2 separate regions of the Homo sapiens genome follow, and region 1 is linked to region 2. A link is an interaction called in ENCODE POLR2A ChIA-PET data of the cell type or tissue named here. Cell type or tissue: Caco-2. All regions are shown on one strand. Links, peaks and the distances in the headings refer to the core of each region. The heading gives the core; the rest is flanking DNA.

Region 1 (9,066 bases), core at 3,398-5,897, 75 kb after region 2:
GGTTATTTTGATGGAATTTATATCTTAATAATATTGAATCTGCCAATTCAAAAATATGGATCATCTCACCATTTATTTAGATCCTATTTTCTTTCTTTCATCAGTGTTTGGTACTTCTCAGTATGCTGATCTTGCACATATTTTGTCAGATTTTAGCCTACATATTTCATTATTTTCAGTGTTCTTATAAATGGTACTTAAAATTTTTTCATTTTTGTAATTATTTATGGCTAGTCTATAGACATTCAATTAATTGAACTGACCTTGCATACTGTGACCTTGCCAAATGCCTTTACTAGTTCTGGGAGATTTTAAAATAGAATCTTTTGTATTTTCTACATATACAATCATGTCACCTTTGAATCAAGAGTTTTATTTCTTTATCACTAATCTATATTGCTTTTTTTTTTTCTTGTTCTTGCTTTATTCCACTGGCTAGGGCCTTCAGTATGATGTTAAATATAAATGGTGAGAGTGAACATCATTGCATTGTTCTTGATTTTAGGAGAAAGTTTTCAGTCTTTAATCATGAAGTATGACATTAGTTGTAGGTTTTGTGTAATTGCCCTTTGTTTGATTGTGAAAGTTCCCTTCTGTTCCTAGTTTTGGAGAGTTTTTATAATGAATTGATGCTGAATTTTGTTCAATTATCTTTTTTTTCTTCTATTGAGAAGTTTATATAGTTTTTCTTCTTGGGTCAATTGAATTACATTCATTGATTCTTAAATGTTGAACCAATTTTGCATTTCCGGGATAACTCCCCCACTTTGTCATGATGCATTATTCTTTTTATATGTTGCTGAACACAGTTTGCCAGTATTTTGTTGAGGATTTTTGTTACCTATGTTTATGAGGGATAATGGTCTAAAGGATTTTTTTTCTTGCAGTGTTTATTTCTGGTTTGGGTATTGGTGTAATGGCCTCATAAAATTAGTTGGCAAACATTTCTTCTTTTCAATTATCTGGAAGAATCTGTGGGAAATTGTATTATTTCTTCCCTAAATGTTTAGTGGAATTCACCACTGAAGCCATCTAGGCCTGGAGTGTTTTTGTTGAAAAAAAATTTTTTTTTTTTGAGACGGAGTCTTGCCCTGTCCCCGAGGCTGGAGTGCAGTGGTGTGATCTCCGCTCACTGCAACGTCCACCTCTCAGGTTCAAATGATTCTCCTGCCTCAGCATCCCGAGTAGTTGGGATTACAGGCACCTGCCATCACGCCCAGCTAATTTTTGTATTTTTAGTAGAGGTGGGGTTTCACCATGTTGGCCAGGCTAGTGAAATATTTTAAATGACAAATTCAATTTCTTTGATATATACGGGAATATGTAAGTTATTTATTTTCTCTTTAGTAAGCTTAGGGAGTTTGCATTTTCCAAGGAATTTGCCCATTTCATCTAATTTATCAAATTTATAGGCATAATATTGTATTAAATATTCCTTTATCCTTTTAATGTCTAAGATCTACAGTGTAATATTTTTCATTCTTGACATTAGTGATCTGTTTTCTTCTTTTTCTTGGTCAGGCTAGAGGCTTATAAATTTTGTTCCTGTTTCTGAGGAACCAGTTTTATGTTTGATTTTCTTTATTATTTTTGTTTTCACTTTCATGAGTTTCTGCTTTTCTCTTTATTATTTGCTTATTTCTACTTGCTTTGGGTTTAGTTTACTCTTCTTTTTATAGTTTCTTAAGGTGGTAGCTTAGGTCATTGATTTGATAGCATATATATATATATGCTATTAGTTTTCCTCTAAGCACTGCTTTAATTGCATCCTATACTTTTGATAAGTTGTTTGTTCGTTTTAATTCAATGCAAAATATCTTTAATTGCCCTTTTGACTTTGACTCATGGGTTATTTGAAGTGTGTTAATTTCCAAATATTTCAGGATAATCCAGACTTCTTTTTGTTATTGGTTTTTAGTTTTTAATTCCTTTGTGTTCAGATAACATACTCTATTTAATTGCAATTCTTTAAAAATTGTTGAGGTTTGCTTTATTTCCTAGAATGTAAACTACTCTGGCATATGTACTACAAGCATTTGAAAAAAAAAGTGTGTTCTGTTTTTGTTGTGAGGAGTGTTTTATAAATGCCACTTATATTTCTTTCATTCATAAGACATTTTTGTTAGGTATTCTATGTCTTGTCATTTAAAATGTTTCTACCAATAAGAACCTATTATCAGGCTGGGCACGGTGGTTCACGCCTGTAATCCCGGTACTTATGGGAGGCCAAGGCAGGTGGATCACCTGAGGTCAGGAGTTCGAGACCAGCCAGGCCAACATGGTAAAACCCAGTCTCTACTTAAAATACAACAATTAGCTGGGCATGGTGGCACATGCCTGTAACCCCAGCTACTTGAGAGGCTGGGGCAGGAGAATAGCTTGAACCCAGGAGGCAGAGGAGACAGAGGGTGCAGTGAGCCGAGATTGCGCCATTGCACTCCAGCCTGGGTGACAGAGTGAGACTGCGTCTCAAAAACAAACAAAACAAACAATAACAACAAACAAACAAACAAAAAACTGTTATCAGCCTGGATTGTTTGCCCAATCCTGTGGCCACAAGTCCAGGGTGATCTGATTGGCGCCCTCTTCTGTATTGCATGGCTAGAGTTGAGGGTAACTTTTTTCCAAAGGCATCTGGGCTGCTGACTAGACAAAAACAATAAAATGTTCACTGCAGTCCACCGTTTGATTTTCTTTTTTTTTTGATTTTTAATTTTAACTTTAAAAAATTATTTATTTATTTTATGGAGATGGAGTTTCCCCATGTTGCCCAGGCTGGTCTCAAACTCCCTGACTTAAGCAAACTCCTGGACTGAAGCTATCCACCAGCCTTGGCCTCCCAAAGTGCTGGGATTGCAGGTGTGAGCCACTGTTCCTGGCCTATGCTTTGATTTTCAAAGGCTCATGCACACCTACACCTGTGCACAGACACATGTTCATAATCCCAGCGTGTATGAAGTTGAAAATTTTTCCCGTATGCGTCTTTTAAATAACTCAAAACCTCCCTTCTTTTACAAATTAAGACCATGTTCAGTCACATTCAGTTAAAACATAGCTCCAAGCCCAGCTTCACTGTGTGAGATGCATACTCCTTTTGATCATGTTTGAACATTATTCCTCTTGTTTCAGCAGCCTGTGTGCTAGATGATAAATGAACACACTCCTACCCATCCAAGGAGGCTGTGGTGCAGAACAGCCAGAAAAAGTACCCTCTGTTGGGTGTGATGGCTCAAGCCTATAATCTCAGCACTTTGGGATGCTGGGACAAGAGGATTGCTTGGGTCCCGGAGTTTGAGACCGGTCTGGGCAACATAGTGAGATCCTGTCTGTACAAAAAATTTTAAATTAGCCAAGTGTGATGGTACGTGCCTGTAGTCCCAGCTACTCAGGAGGCTGAGGTGAGAGGATCGCCTGTGCCTGGGAGGTTGAGGCTGCAGTGATTGTGTCACTGCATTCTACCCTGGGCAACAGAGCAAGACCCTGCCTAAATATACTATATATGAAATATATATGATGAATGAAATATATATATTATATATGGAGTATAATATATATAATATGTGGAATATATATGATCTATATTATATATAGAGTATAATATATAATATATATAAAATATGTATTATATTATATATTAAATATATATATTATATATGAAATATATAATATATATGAAATATATAATATATAATATTTATATAGTATATTTCAAATATATATTATGTTATATATTCTATATATTCTGGTTGGTGCAATAGTAATTACGGTTTTGGACTGTGATTTTAAAATTATAACTAGGCTCAAACACATCTTTATTAATCAAAATAGGAACCATTACAATCAACACATTTTTACCAAAGAGAAATAAGTTTGTTTATTCCTGTAATGTAAAAATCTGTGCGTCGGGATTCGACAAACTCTTGGAAAGCATTTTCTGCATGCTGCTGGTTGTGGAAGCGTTTTCTCTGGAAAAAGTTGTCAAGATGGTTGAAGAAGCAGTAGTTTGTTGGTGAGAAGTCAGGTGAATATGGCAGACGAGGCAAAACTTTGTAGCCCAATTTGATCAACTTTTGAAGCATTGGTTGTAGGACCTGCGGTCAGCATTATCCTGGAGAAGAATTGGGTCCTTTCTGTTGACCAGTGCCGGCTGCAGGCTTTGCAGTTTTTGGTGCATCTCATCGATTTGCTGAGCACAATTCTCAGATGTAATGGTTTTGCCGGGATTCAGAAAGCTGTGGTGGTCAGACCGTCAGCAGGCCACCAGACAGTGACCAGGACCTTTTTTTGGTGCAAGTTTGGCTTTGGGAAGTGCTTTGGAGCTTCTCAGTCCACCCACCGAGGTGGTCATCGCTGGTTGTCGTATAAAATCCACTTTTTGTCGCACATCACAATCCGATGGAGAAATGGTTCATTGTTGTTGTGTAGAATAAGAGAAGACGACATTTCAAAACGACAATGTTTCTGATTTTCGCTCAGCTCATGAGGCACCCACTTATCGAGCTTTTTCACCTTTCCAGTTTGCGTCAAATGCCGAATGACCGTAGAAAGGTGGACGTTGAGTTCTTCAGCAGCTTCTGGTGTAGTTGTAAGAGGACCAGCTTCCGTGATTGCTCTCAGTTGGTGGTTGTCAACTTCCGACGACTGGCCGCTACGCTCCTCATCTTCAAGGCTCTCCTCTCTTTTGCAAAACTTCTTGAACCCCCACTGCACGGTATGTTCATTAGCAGTTCCTGGGCCATTGATGTTGCGAGTTGTCTCCACTGCTTTACAATCCATTTTGAACTCGAATAAGAATATTGCTCAAATTTGCTTTTTGTCTAACATCATTTCCATAGTCTAAAATAAAGAAAAAAATAAACAGCAAGTAATAAGTCATTAGCAAAAATAAATAAGTACAGAGAGAAATGCTCATTAAGATGATGTATGACATAACCACATTTAAGAATGTATTGCAGTCCTGTAATGGCTGCTTCCTGGAAGGTAGTGTCACGTGGAACCTCTTAATCTCAGCATCCGGAGCTCCAGGAAGGGAAAATTTCAAGTCAGATAGAATTCTATATACACCATTTCTTTGGAACCTTCAGCCCTCAAGATTCCAACATCATGACCTCAGTTTCAACACAGTTGTCCTTAGTCCTCATGTCACTGCTTTTGGTGCTGCCTGTTGTGGAAGCAGTAGAAGCCGGTGATGCAGTCGCCCTCTTGTTAGGTGTGGTTCTCAGCATTACAGGCATTTGTGCTGCTCGGGAGTATATGCACGAAAAAGAAATGGACAGATGTGAGTGTGAAAGGCCTACTGAGTCAAACCTCACCCTGAAAACCTTTGTGCTATAGAGGCTAAACCTGAGCTTTGGGGTCTGAAAGTTTCCAAGAATCAGTAAATAAGGGAGTTTTACATTTTTCGTTGTTTCCATGAAATGGGAACAGACATACATATATGAATTGAAAAAAATATGTTTTCTTTACAACAAATAATGCACAGAAAAATGCAGCCTATCATTTGTATTTGCTAGTTAGAAAGGAGGTCAAAGAAGTAAGATAGCTGAAATTTACATAAGTAATATTTCATAGTTTTAGAATTCTCAAAGAATGTGAAATAGGAAGAAGGAAGTTCTTGCCCAGAATCTTAGGAAATCACCAATGTTCGGTTATAATCACTGCCTCCCGAATCGTTGGGGAGTTTTCTCCATCTTTTTATTAGATTTTTGTTTTGTTGTCTCCCAAGTTAATATTGTATTTAGATATAAGAGAGTCAGCCAAAAAGGGAAACTTTTTTCTCTGGAGAAAAAACATTTCGAAAAATGTATTCAGTGTATCTAATACTGAAATGCAGAAAAAAATTAATGTTAAAAAAAACTATAGACGTTGACATGGAAAAGAGATTTAATGTTAAGAAAAAAACTTTACATTAACTTAGCAACACCCTCCTGATAAGTACTATATTAAATATAAACCCATTATGTTGTTAAAAGAAGAAGGTATTCCAATATCCAACGGCAAATTTCAACAATGCAAAAACTGCAATTACTTTTGTACCAACCGTATATTATATGGATATATAATATATATGTATCTTCAAGATAACTGTTCCTCTTTTTTTCCTAGTCTATCAACGTGTTGCTTTTAATGTAATAGACCAATTAGCTGTTACGTGCAATGTTCCATTTCACTGGGAACAATGTATGTTCCAAAAGGAGAGAGGAATCTGAGAAGAACTGTAAAGGAGTAAAAGGAAACATCATCTGGTATTTTCTCTTTCATGATGGAGAAAAATGCGTTTGCACAATCAAAAGTGTATATACCAGGGCCAGGCACGGTGGCTCATGACTGTAATCCCAGCATTTTGGGAGGCCAAAGTGGGAGGATCACTTGAGGCCAGGAGTTCAAGACCAGCCTGGCCAACATGGCAGAACCCCATCTTTACTAAAAATACAAAAATTAGCTGGGTGTGGTGGCACATGCCTGTAGTCCCATCTACTCAGGAGGCTGAGGATCGCTTGAACCCAGGAGGCAGAGGTTGCAGTGAGCCAGGATCACGCAACTACATTCCAGTCTGGGCAACAGGGAAAGACTCTGTCTCAAAAAAAAAAAAAAAGTGCATACCAGGCTAAGTGCAGTGGTTCATGCTTGTAATCCCAGCACTTTGGGAGGCCAAGGCAGGCGGATCACTGGAGGTTAGGAGTTCGAGACCAGCCTGGCCAACATGGTGAAACCCTGTCTCACTAAAAATACAAAAACTAGCCGGGCATGGTGGTGCACGCCTGTAATTCCAGCTACTCGGGAGGCTGGGACAGGAGAATCGCTTGAACCTGGGAGGCGGAGGTTGCAGTGAGCTGGGGTCACTCAACTGCACTCCAGCCTGGGTGACAGAGAGAGACTCCGTCTCAAAAAAAAAAAAAGTGCATAACAGTTTCCAGGCATTGTATTGATTTTTCCTAGTGAGAGGAAAATGGGAGTTGGGTTGGGATCGACACTTGGAAAACCACCTGATTAAGCTAAGGCTAATTCAACTGGCACCCTGTGCAGCAGCTGAATTGCAGATTCAGTGGGGATGTCACAGGGGTCACCAAGCACACCCTTTCCAAGTGTTTGATGTTTGGGACTATCTACAATATACTACAACCACTGAAATGTGTACTTAAAACATTTTTTAGAGGTAACAATGCTTTTGGTTGCTATTTTGGAGGAAAGAGGAAGTTCCAGTGTCTCGTTTTTGGCCCTGCCCACCATGGTGGCATTTACTCCAGGCCTTAACAAGCCAATAGGTGATGATGCCTGATTCTGAGGAGATCCATCTATCTATCTACATCTGGACAGAAAAGACCCTCGGGGTGGGCTTGCTATTGGTGGACTCGATCCCCACTCCATCTCTGGATCCACATAGACCTCACTCCAAAGGGCAGACCATGGTGATGTCGAGGTTCCTAGGATCCCAATAATTCGCATTACTTAGATTTGATCCAGTATCCAGTAGACCAAAGGTTTTGGTATGTTCTTTCTCCCAGGGCACATTTCTCTTTGGGGAAATGTGAGGAAGAAGCCTTCCAGGTTGCCTTGGTGATTATGTGGGTCTCAAGGCTACCTAGACCATGTTACTTATGGTCTCCGGTCTCTAGACGAGAGACTCTGGATCAATGAAGTGACCCAGCGTACAGAATTAGATACCAGTTCTTGACTTCCTTATGTCTTGATTTTCATTAGACCTGGACTTATTTTATTCTTTTTTTTTTTTTTTTTTTTTTGAGACAGAGTCTCACTCTGTCACTCAGGTTGGAGTGCAGTGGCACGATCTCAGCTCACTGCAACCTCTGCCTCCCAAGTTCAAGCGATTCTTCTGCCTCAGCCTCCTGAGTAACTGGGACTACAGGCTCCTGCCACCACGCCCGGCTACTTTTTGTATTTTTAGTAGAGACAGGGCTTTACCATGTTGGCCAGGCTGGTCTCGAACTCCTGACCTCAGGTGATCCGCCCGCCTCGGCCACCCAAAGTGCTGGGATTACAGGTGTGAGCCACCGAGCCCCGTCTATTTTATTCTATTTTTATTTTATGGTTGCATACAAAAGGATGGAGCACCTGTCACTATAATTCCTGGGAACCCTCTAATTAACCACAACTAAAGATCTCTGGGCCTTGCACCAACCATGTTGTGAACCTAATAAGCACACCTGCCTTGTTGCCTATTATGATTACCCGGCCTCCTTGGCTTCTGGCAGGTAACTGTGGCCACGTGGACCAAGCCAACGCCGGCTCCTCTCATTCCCATTGAGATCAGCAAGGCAACTCCAGCCTGTACCACCAATATCCCCAGGCCAGGAGAACAGCCAGTGAAAGCCCATTTGAAAGACTGCCATATTCCTCACCAATCCGTTTCTCAAGGCCAAGGTGAGTGGAGAGCCTTCCAGCCCTCACGGGAGCCACATGGAGGCGGGAGGAGCTGGTAAGGGGGAAACCCACTGCAGTTCCAGTGCGGCATTCCTGTCTCCTGAAGTCTTTGAATTCTTTCTCTGTCTTATGCCAAAGTGTCTCTGGCTTTGCCATGTCATTTTGCACAGAGCAGCATTCAGAACATTAGCCAAAGCAGCAAACTGCTAAAGCAGCTGCCCACACCCCCTGAAAGAATGCACCTAAATCAATAACTTCATTCCAGGTGAGAAATAAACGCCACCCTCTATGCCTGGGGACCTTAAGTCCCTTCTCATGATGACTATACATATCTTTTGTTTGCTTTGTTTTTGTTTTTATTTACAGTATGACTATACATATTGGTGCAGCCATGCTCTTCCTTCAAGAAGCAATTCTTCATTCTCCTTCCATAATAATGCATTTCACTCCCAGGCCTGGTTGAGTTTCAATTCTGGTTACCAGCCAGGTAAAAATGTGTAGTAGCAGGGCATGAGAGCGTGGTTATTTTCCCTCAAAGGGCGAGGACTCTTCCTAAGGGAGGAGAGGCACAGTGGAGTGTTGTAGAGTGGTAGGACCGGGGGAGTCTCGGAATATTTCTGGATATTTTTATTCCAGTTCCATCTTGTCGGGCTTTCTTTCTTTCTCAACCATTGCCCTCACTTT
Region 2 (9,066 bases), core at 3,964-6,463:
CCAGACTGCATCTAATGCTGAGATTTTGCAAAGTCCTGGGGGTCAGGAAGTAGTGTCCGATCCCCTTAAACAAAGCATTAGCCCCTCTCTGTTATGCCCTTCAGGGTTACAGACCCCACCTCATTAGCACAAGGAGATGTTAGTGTCTTTTAAAGGCAAAGTAGTTTCTTTATTCTGGGAGAGTGTTTACTTTTACTCAGCAGGAAAATGCCTGCTTGACTAAGCCTGTGTACTTGAACCAGCACTTTTTACATCTGAGCCACGGCAATGTGAATGATAGCCACAGTTATACAGTTCACTATAAGGAAGTTATTTCTTATATTCATGTTGAGTTTTTAAGAAAACACAGAGAACTAGCCAGCAACTTGCATTTTCTTTTTCCTCCTAGACCCTGACTAAAGCTTGAAATGCTACATTTCCAAGGTGAAGATGTGTGGGCACATGTTATGGCAGATTGAAAAGGATCTCATTCCATGGGAAAAAAAAAAATCCTGTCTTGTTCATAAATTGACAATGTCAATAAATTGAAATATGGTTCACTGTTACTCTTGATTTTAGTTTGTGAGACTTTTTCATTTTCTTTAAAGGAACTGTCTGCACAGCTGCATGATTATGGCCATGTGAACCAGGGTTTCTTAAAAGCAGGGGAAGCCAGATTTAATATTTAGTGACCAAAGGGATACAGAAAGCATTTTGAAAATGTCTCAAAATAGTTGTTTCATGACATTAATTGGTGATCAAAATTATCTGCTGTCATTGAGGCTTCGTAGTCCCTTATTTTTGAATTGTTGTCATGTCAGAATAATGACATGGTTATCAGTAACAAATGGAAATAATTATTAAATACTAAAAGTGTAGATTAGAAGAAGAAATACTAAATTGTACTTGTTTTGTATTGTGCACTTAAAGCCTATAGATAAGAACGGTTACAGAATTTAAGCACAAAGTGTTTTTCACATTGTTTTGTAAATGAATCTTTATACTCTGGTAGCATTTCTCATAGGAAATGAGGCAAAGCTATTGAATAACTTGCTCATTGAGTTGATGGCCAAACTGAAATTAAAACCTAGGAGTTTTGACTGCAAGTCTGGGACACGGTGACCACAACAGCAGTTTCGTGGTATTTCCATAGTGATTCATTCATTCATTATTTAGGGATGAAAAATTGTTGCAAGTTATGTTTTTATCTTTCTTTGAAACTTGAAAGGGCTTGGGCAAGTAAAACACCATTGCAAAGTTAACTGCCTGATTTTAACTGTTTTTGGAGACTGGAGAAATAAATTTGAACTGGAAATTTTGAAACACCATTCTAGGATCAGTTCTCACATGGTACTTAAGCTCACAATGATTTATCAGGGCCACTGTCAGCAATGCCGAGGATAAGCCGAAAAGAACATCTTTGTTCTCGGCTTCTGGGAATGACTTATTGTCCCGACACTTGACCTGTAGGTTTTACTGAATTCTCAGCACAGAGCGAGCAGGGAGGCAGAGCCAATTGAGTGGAAGAGGGTGCCTCTGGAAAACAGCAGGTTAGGAGCCCTTGGAGTCCTCCGCCTCGGAGCTGTCATCCTGCTGTTGGCAAGTTAGGGCACCTCAGTTCAGTGCTGTGGCCCCCAAGATTAAGGTACTAGGAAGTATCCTCCATTACAGGGAACAGGAATAAATGAATCAAAAAGCTATCGGGCCTTTTTGACATGGGACGAATAAAGTAACTAATAGGCAAAGGGGCTAAATGATTTCCAGTCAAGTAATTAGAGATAAGTCATTTATTAAGGAGGCAGATGGGGTATTATTGGTATATAGATGGCATAGTAGATTGCTAGTATATTGGTAGATTATTGGTATATAGATGGTATGTTAAGGAGGCAGATGGGGTATTACTGGTATATAGATGGTATGGTAGATTGGTAGTATATTGGCAGATTATTGGTATATGGTATGTTGAGGCAGATGGGGTATTACTGGTATATAGATGGCATAGTAGATTGGTAGTATATTGGTAGATTATTGGTATAGAGATGGTATATTATTAAGGAGGCAGATGGGGTAATTAGAGGTGAGACTTAGGGACAGGGCTTGTGATATGGAAAGGAGTGAAGTCACTGAGTAAAAGACAAGTTTACTGTCAGCAGAGATTCTTAGAGGCTCTTTTCTCCGTGATTAAAAAAAAATCCTAAACCAGTAGTATAATAAACTTCCTGCCTCCAGCAGTGCTGGGTAGCTGGCAGGATGACTGTGCCCAGTGATGAGGTGACCCCAGTCAGACCAACTTAATGAGTATCCCACTAATTAGTTGGATGATGTTTGAAGCTGTCAGTTAATCTCTTAGTTCACATCGTTCTTGTGAGCAAAGTGAAGGAATCGGATAAGCTCTAAATTTCGGTGATGCTGCTGCTCTGAGAGACCAAGGTCGCTGGAGCAACCGTACTGCTAAAGGATAAGCTCTTCAAAATCAAAAGGGACAGATTTCTTAAGTTTCTAGTTTGTTTTGTGTTTTTACATCTATTTCTACCATACGAAAGAGTAGGATGGTGAGATGCATTTCTAAATATTTTTAACTACTCAGTCTGGATGGTTAGGCTTCAAGAAAAGGAATTTATTTAGTCTGAAATAAAGCAATTTTGCCATTTAAAATTGAATTACTTTGTAGTTTAATGATTACTATTGAGCAAACAAATCTTTACAGTAATATAAGTCAGCAAAAGTTTTTTAAAAGGTTTAAATCCCTCCTTCCTTACATCTATTTCATTGCTTTTTTAGGTTTGGGAAGTAAAGCACCAGAGGAAGCATGTGTAAATCCTTGTATAATCGCAGGCTGTAAGTCTTTAGCATCTCAGGAAGTTACTAACTTCAAACTAAGTATATAGGTAGAGTTTCTTACTAAATCTAGTGCTTCTTGAACCACAAGTAGAAAGCATTTAAAACATGAATGTTGTTTTGTGTTTTTTGAAGTTTGTAAATAGAAGACTTGTTGATGATCCGATGGCAAGGTATTTTTCTCTTGGTATGTATTTTAGTTATTTCCTCGTGATGCATAAGTGAAAAGAGTGAAGTTTCTCAGAATGAGCAACTGTCATCCATCTACCTGCTATTTTATTATTGCTGATTACAAAAGCAAATCAAGAGATGAGAACCCAGTTGCCTGCAAGTAAATATTTACTGCATTGAGGGTCGGAGCATTTTCCCATTACCGGTTATCCATGGATCAAATAGTGTATCTCAGTGGTAATTCTAGAGGGCCATTAAAACCCTGATGGTGCTGGAAGAGATGGCAGTGCTGCATGTCAGAAATAGGTAAACTGTAATTAAGAAGTTACAGATGATTTGATTACGCTCTTGTGTATTTGGTCCTGTTATAATGTGAGCAGATTAAAATCATGTAGTGCTTAAAGCTATGTCATTATGCAAACATTTATGGCAACTTCTGCAAATTAATTTGAACTGTAAAAGTTCCCTAATGAGACGATGTCCTCCATAACTGAGAAGGACACTGCAGCCATTGCTGCTTAATTCCTGCATTTGAATGGTTGCCGAGCGCATGGTGTGCCCTTTCTCAAAGAGCAGAGAGGCTGCAGAGCATTTTGGGGGGTGATGACTGAATGAAAGTGAAAAGACCATTTCAAAATAGCCTTTAAAAGGAAAGCCAAGGATGATTATTAATGAATTCCTGGGATCTAACAGTAGTAAGAAATTTAAACTATATAAACATATATGTTAAAGGCTAGCTCTTCAGAAATAAAGATCAGAAGACTGCAGTTCTTTAGTTTTGCTTGTCTTTTTGTTTTTCTTGTTTGGACCAGGTATTTTTGTGGAGAGGACTGTGGCTTTTCTTTTTTCCTCTTTTCCAGTTAGCATGTTGTATGCACAGGTCTACACAACATGGATATTTCTAGTGGATGTTGACTCACATTGACCTTGGCTCTGTAGCTCCCCATGTACTAGTCAGGCACCTGGCTCTTCTGGAGGCTGGCAGGCACTGGAAAGCAGGATGCCAGTCAGTGTTTGCTCAGAGGAAAGAACCTAAGGAAAGAGTCTTAGTAGCCCTCGGATACCAAGTGAGGATTCCAGGGTGCCTATCAGTGCTGCTAAAGTATAAAAATGTAACACCAACTCCAGTGGCTCCCTGCAAATCCACACGTGTAGTCTGGATGCCTGGCAAACACTTTGAAACAAAGGGAGCACTTTACAATAAATTTGCTATTTTTTTAAGTTAATAAGTATGCACTGAACATCAAACTCTTCAAGGTTAGTAGATGTCAGCAAAGACCCTAATGCCTGTCAGCTGCTCCCCACCTGTCTCCCTCAGTCCCTGTGTCGAAGCTAATGGTGAGTGCATATCATTCACTGTGCTGCAGTGCAGAGTGGGTTTTGGAGTGCTGCAGGAGAAACACTCATCTAATGAGAAACTGTTCTGTAAGCGACTCCGCGGCACAGCTTCTCTCACAGTTAATGTCCCTTATCTTCTGGCTCCATTTCTGCCTCCTCCGTGACCTCTTCATCTTCCTCTAGAACTGCTTTGGCATCTTGAAATTGTTGGTACTCGGATACCAAATCATGGATGTTATTTTCAGCTTCCCCAAATTCGTTTATGTCCATCCCTTCGCTGGTGTACCAGTGCACAAAAGCTTTCCTTTTGAACATGGCTGAGAAATGCTCAGAGACCCTATTAAAGATCTCTTGGATGGCCGTGTTGTTGCCAATGAAGGTGGCGGCCATGCTCAGCCCCCGGGGCGGGATGTCGCAGACAGCCACCTTGACGTTGTTGGGAATCCACTCCACAAAGCAGCTGCTGTTCCTGGTCTGCACGGAGAGCAGTTGCTGGTCCACTTCCTTGGTGGACATCTTGCCCCGGAAAATGCAGGCCACTGTGAGGTAGCGGCCACGGCGGAGGTCACAGGCAGCCATGGTATTGCGGGCATCGAACATCTGCTGGGTGAGCTCGGCCACGGAGAGGGCTCGGTACTGCTGGCTGCCCTGGGCCGTGAGTGGGGCAAAGCCGGGCATAAAGAAGTGCAGGCGGGGGAAGGGGACCATGTTCACCGCCAGCTTGCGCAGGTCTGCGTTGAGCTGACCCGGGAACCGGAGGGAGGTGGTTATGCCGCTCATGGTCAAGGACACTAGGTGGTTGAGATCCCCATAGGTGGGTGTCGTCAGCTTCAGGGTACGGAAGCAGATGTCATAGAGGGCCTCATTGTCAATGCAGAAACAGGCATCTGCATTCTCAATCAGCTGGTGGATAGACAGAACCGCGTTGTAGGGCTCCACCACAGTGTCCGACACCTTGGGAGAAGGCATGACGCTGAAGGAATTCATGATCCGGTCCGGGTACTCCTCTCTAATCTTGTTCATGAGCAGAGTGCCCATCCCGGAGCCTGTGCCCCCGCCCAGGGAGTGGACGATCTGGAAGCCCTGCAGGCAGTCACAGCTCTCACTCTCGTGCCTCACCACCTCTAGGACATTCTCGATCAGCTCGGCTCCCTCCGTGTAGTGGCCTTTGGCCCAGTTGTTGCCAGCCCCAGAGTTACCTGTGGCCAAAAAGAGAAACCAGCAGGGGAAGAAAGGTGAAAAGAGAAGGGCACCAGTAAAGCATCCCCCCCTCCTCCTGGTGGAACCTTCTGGAAAAACATACCATGGACAAAACTGTCGGGTTGAAAGAGAGCTCCTAATTTGCTAGATCGAATGCTGTCCATCGTCCCAGGTTCTAGGTCCACCAAGACTGCTCGGGGCACATATTTCCTACCTGTGTAGAAAAATAGGAAAAAGTCAGCCTACTTGTTTTTCTAAAAGTTAATGTTTTATCAAAATAGAACTTTGTGATACTGGTCCAAAAAAAATCATGGATATTCTAGAAAGGGGCCCTTGGTAGGTCGAGATTTGAGTATCTAACATCATATTTTTTACCCCAACAACAATCCCACAAATCTATAGAATACCCAGAAACAATCTCCATCAGTCTGCTCTGTGATATTGCCAGTGACAGAGATTCTCTTCCTTCATATTGGAAATGATCCTGGTTTCATTTGTGAAACCACAAAGGAAAGTGAGTACTTAACCTGCTTGTGTTAAGGTGTGTGCCATATCCAGCAGCTCCTTCCCCATTCCTGCGTCTTGACCAGGGCTTGGGGACCCACCACTCTAGGATCCTGCTGCCCTGCCTGTCGCCTCCCTGAGCATAGACATCACTGCTTTGACATTTCCATCTCCTGGGCCTCTGCCCTTCCTCTGCTTGTGTTCCCAGTTGCGGGACCACTGCTCCCAGAGCCCCGCCAGTCCTACCGTAGGCTTCGTTGTAGTACACGCTGATTCTCTCCAGCTGCAAGGCCGAGGCCCCGCGGTCGCTCCCAGCCAAGTCGATCCCGTGTTCCTCACCAATCATCTCCCAGAACTGAAAGCAGGAGGAAGGTCAGAGTAAACGGACCCCGAAAAAGGCTGTGTTAACCACAGAGAAAGTTAGCATTCCCAAGCCTGTTTCCCTCTGGTTGCCTGACCCTCCCCAAGACATTCTTTTAGGGCCTTTTCATAAATAACCATGGCATCATTCGCTTTTTGCCTCTACTAAGCAATGTGAAGTAATATGAAGATTGCATTTTCTCCCCACCTGAACTCCTTAAATAAAATGTCAAACACAAAGTACTAAATTGGATTTTCCTCCTATTAAATTCATGCCATTATATACATTAAAGCTGTTGTTTTAGAATTTAATGTCAATATAGCTCTAATTTCTCCTTATAATGCTCCAAGCTAGTAAAGTGTAGATTCCATTAAAGGAAAATAAACTGAATTCTTATCTGATTTCACAGTAATAACTCATTTCACTTTGGGGATTTCTTTTCATGAACTTTTCCAAACAGCCCATAACTTGGACCTCTGTGCATGATTTTAAGTAATTAGCGCCTTTTTTTTTTTTTTTTTTGATGGAGTCTTATCTGTGCAGTGGCGTGATCTCGGCTCACTGCAACCTCCGCCTCCTGGGTTCAAGCGATTCTCCTGCCTCAGCCTCCTGAGTAGCTGGGACTACAGGCACGCACCACCACGCCCAACTAATTTTTATATTTTTAGTAGACACGGGGTTTCACCATGTTGGCCAGGATGGTCTCTATCTCTTGACCTTGTGATCCACCCTCCTTGGCCTTCCAAAGTACTGGAATTACAGGCATGAGCCACAGCACCCGGCCTTTCTTTCTTTTTTTTATTTTTTTATGTTTGTTTGTTTGTTTGTTTATTTATTTATTTTGAGACAGAGTTTCACTCTTGTCACCTAGGCTGGAGTGCCGTAGCACAATCTTGGCTCACTGCAACTTCCACCTCCTGGGTTCAAGCAATTCTCCTGCCTCAGCCTCTCAAGTAGCTGGGATTACAGGCGTCCACCACCATGCCCAGCTAATTTTTGCATTTTTAGTAGAGACAGGGTTTTGCCATGTTAGCCAGGCTGGTCTCAAACTCCTGACCTCAGGTGATGCACCTGCCTCGGCCTCCCAAAGTGCTAGGATCACAGGCGTGAGCCACTGTGCCCGGCCAGTAATGTGCATTTTTGATTGTCAGGTATACATACAACTCACAATTACACATAGTTGTCCTCTGGTAACTATTTGAAACATACTGCACTTCCAGTCACATACACAGTACTTATTAATATAGATATGTGCCAAGCTCTTAATATGGAAACAGTTACTGGGAAGACTCCTTTTGATCACCCTGAAAGGCACATATTAAAATGCAATGAAAATGTATTCACATATATTAAAATCCCCAAGGGTATGTTAAAAACCCCAGCCATATCTTCTAAATGACAGTGCTGCTCTGGCCATGGTCTTAATAACAAGGCAGTTCATGGTAAACTGCCAGCACTGTTCAGGGAGTGGAAGAATAAATAAATTCAAGTTCTAAGATACCCCAAATTAAATGTGTCTTAAAGTTCTTATATCTCTAAATGATGAGTCAGCCAGGACTCTCAACGCTAGACCATACGATTCCAGAGTGAGAGCTAAAACCCTATCTAAACCTAACACTTTCTCTTGAGGGCCCCTTTCCGTATTATCTTCCAGCTTCAGAGCAGCAGGGCTCCTGCCTCCCACTTCTCTGTGTGTGAGTTATGAATGTCTTACCCCTGAGGCATGGAGGAATGGTGACTTCTTTTCAAGCAGTAATGTTCCTTGCCCCCGGTTTAAAACGCCTGCATTTAAAAGCCTTAGTTGTTTCCTGGCAGCATTACTCACAGTAGCCAAAAGGCAGAAACAACCCAAGTGTCATTGATGGATGATGAATGTAGGTGTTTCAAAACCTCACTTTTAATGCATCTCATATTAGTAAAAGTAATTTCACAGCAGCAAAGAGAACACGATAAATTTTGCACGGTGCAATTGGTCATCTTAAAATCAAGATTGGAGATTGTGGGTTCGGGCATCTGTGTTCTTGGGGTTGGCCAATTAAGTTACGTACTTGGGGGAAATTTTTAAGCAGGGGGGCAAGGGAAAGAAAAACTCATTTATATTCCAGACAGTGTATTTTAATTAATTATGTTACTGTACACAAAAAACTTTTATTTTCAATTAAATTTCTTAAATTTTCAATTGCATACTAATAAAACAGTAATTGATTTTTTTTAAGCGTTACAATAAACATGAGAGGGGAGGGGAAAGACACCATAGTGACAGGGTACAGAAAGTTTCTCAAAAAACTTCAAAAAGCTGTTTTGAGACAAATTACTGTTTTTAGATATGAAAAGTTCATTGTTAAGATAAAAGTGGGCCAGGTACAGTGGCTCACGCCTATAATCCCAGCACTTCGGGAGGCCCAGGCGGGCACATCACCTGAGGTCAGGAGTTCGAGACCAGCCTGACCAACATGGTGAAACCCCATCTCTACTAAAAATACAAAATTAGCCAGACGTGGTGGCGCATGCCTGTAATCCCAGCTACTGGGGAGGCTGAGGCAGGAGAATCACTTGAACCCAGGAGGTGGAGGTTGCAGTGAGCCAAGATTGCGCCATTGCACTCCAGCGTGGGCAACAAGAGTGACACTCCATCTCAAAAAAATAAAAGATGATAAAAGTGCCAGGCACGGTGG

The links. Peaks named below come from ENCODE experiments on the same cell type or tissue, not always from the same donor. Only the 100,000 strongest peaks of a DNase experiment are listed, where the experiment ranks them.
Region 1: POLR2A ChIA-PET joins it to region 2 with 7 read pairs; 5 of 35 experiments call an interaction of 5 or more read pairs at or near these places.

Annotation. Positions count from the first base shown.
Region 1 is chr20:58,944,305-58,953,370 of GRCh38, reverse strand. LOC107985382 (a long non-coding RNA gene) reads left to right here. Exons shown (of 4, transcript XR_001754727.2): 3 at 4,518-4,711; 4 at 8,214-8,425. It also overlaps the pseudogene LOC112268264. Among named protein-coding and RNA genes, the nearest start is that of NELFCD, 32 kb to the left of the region's middle. In Caco-2, for the core only: no CTCF peak of the experiment used is centred there; no DNase peak of the experiment used is centred there.
Region 2 is chr20:59,020,164-59,029,229 of GRCh38, reverse strand. TUBB1 (tubulin beta 1 class VI) reads right to left here. Exons shown (of 4, transcript NM_030773.4): 2 at 6,277-6,385; 3 at 5,630-5,740; 4 at 2,576-5,525. The coding sequence ends at 4,447. It overlaps ATP5F1E (ATP synthase F1 subunit epsilon), which reads left to right. Exons shown (of 3, transcript NM_006886.4): 3 at 389-3,755. SLMO2-ATP5E (SLMO2-ATP5E readthrough) reads left to right here. Exons shown (of 6, transcript NR_037930.1): 6 at 389-552. Among named protein-coding and RNA genes, the nearest start is that of TUBB1, 5.3 kb to the right of the region's middle. RefSeq lists an enhancer at 1-416. In Caco-2, for the core only: no CTCF peak of the experiment used is centred there; a DNase peak (open chromatin) is centred at 5,348.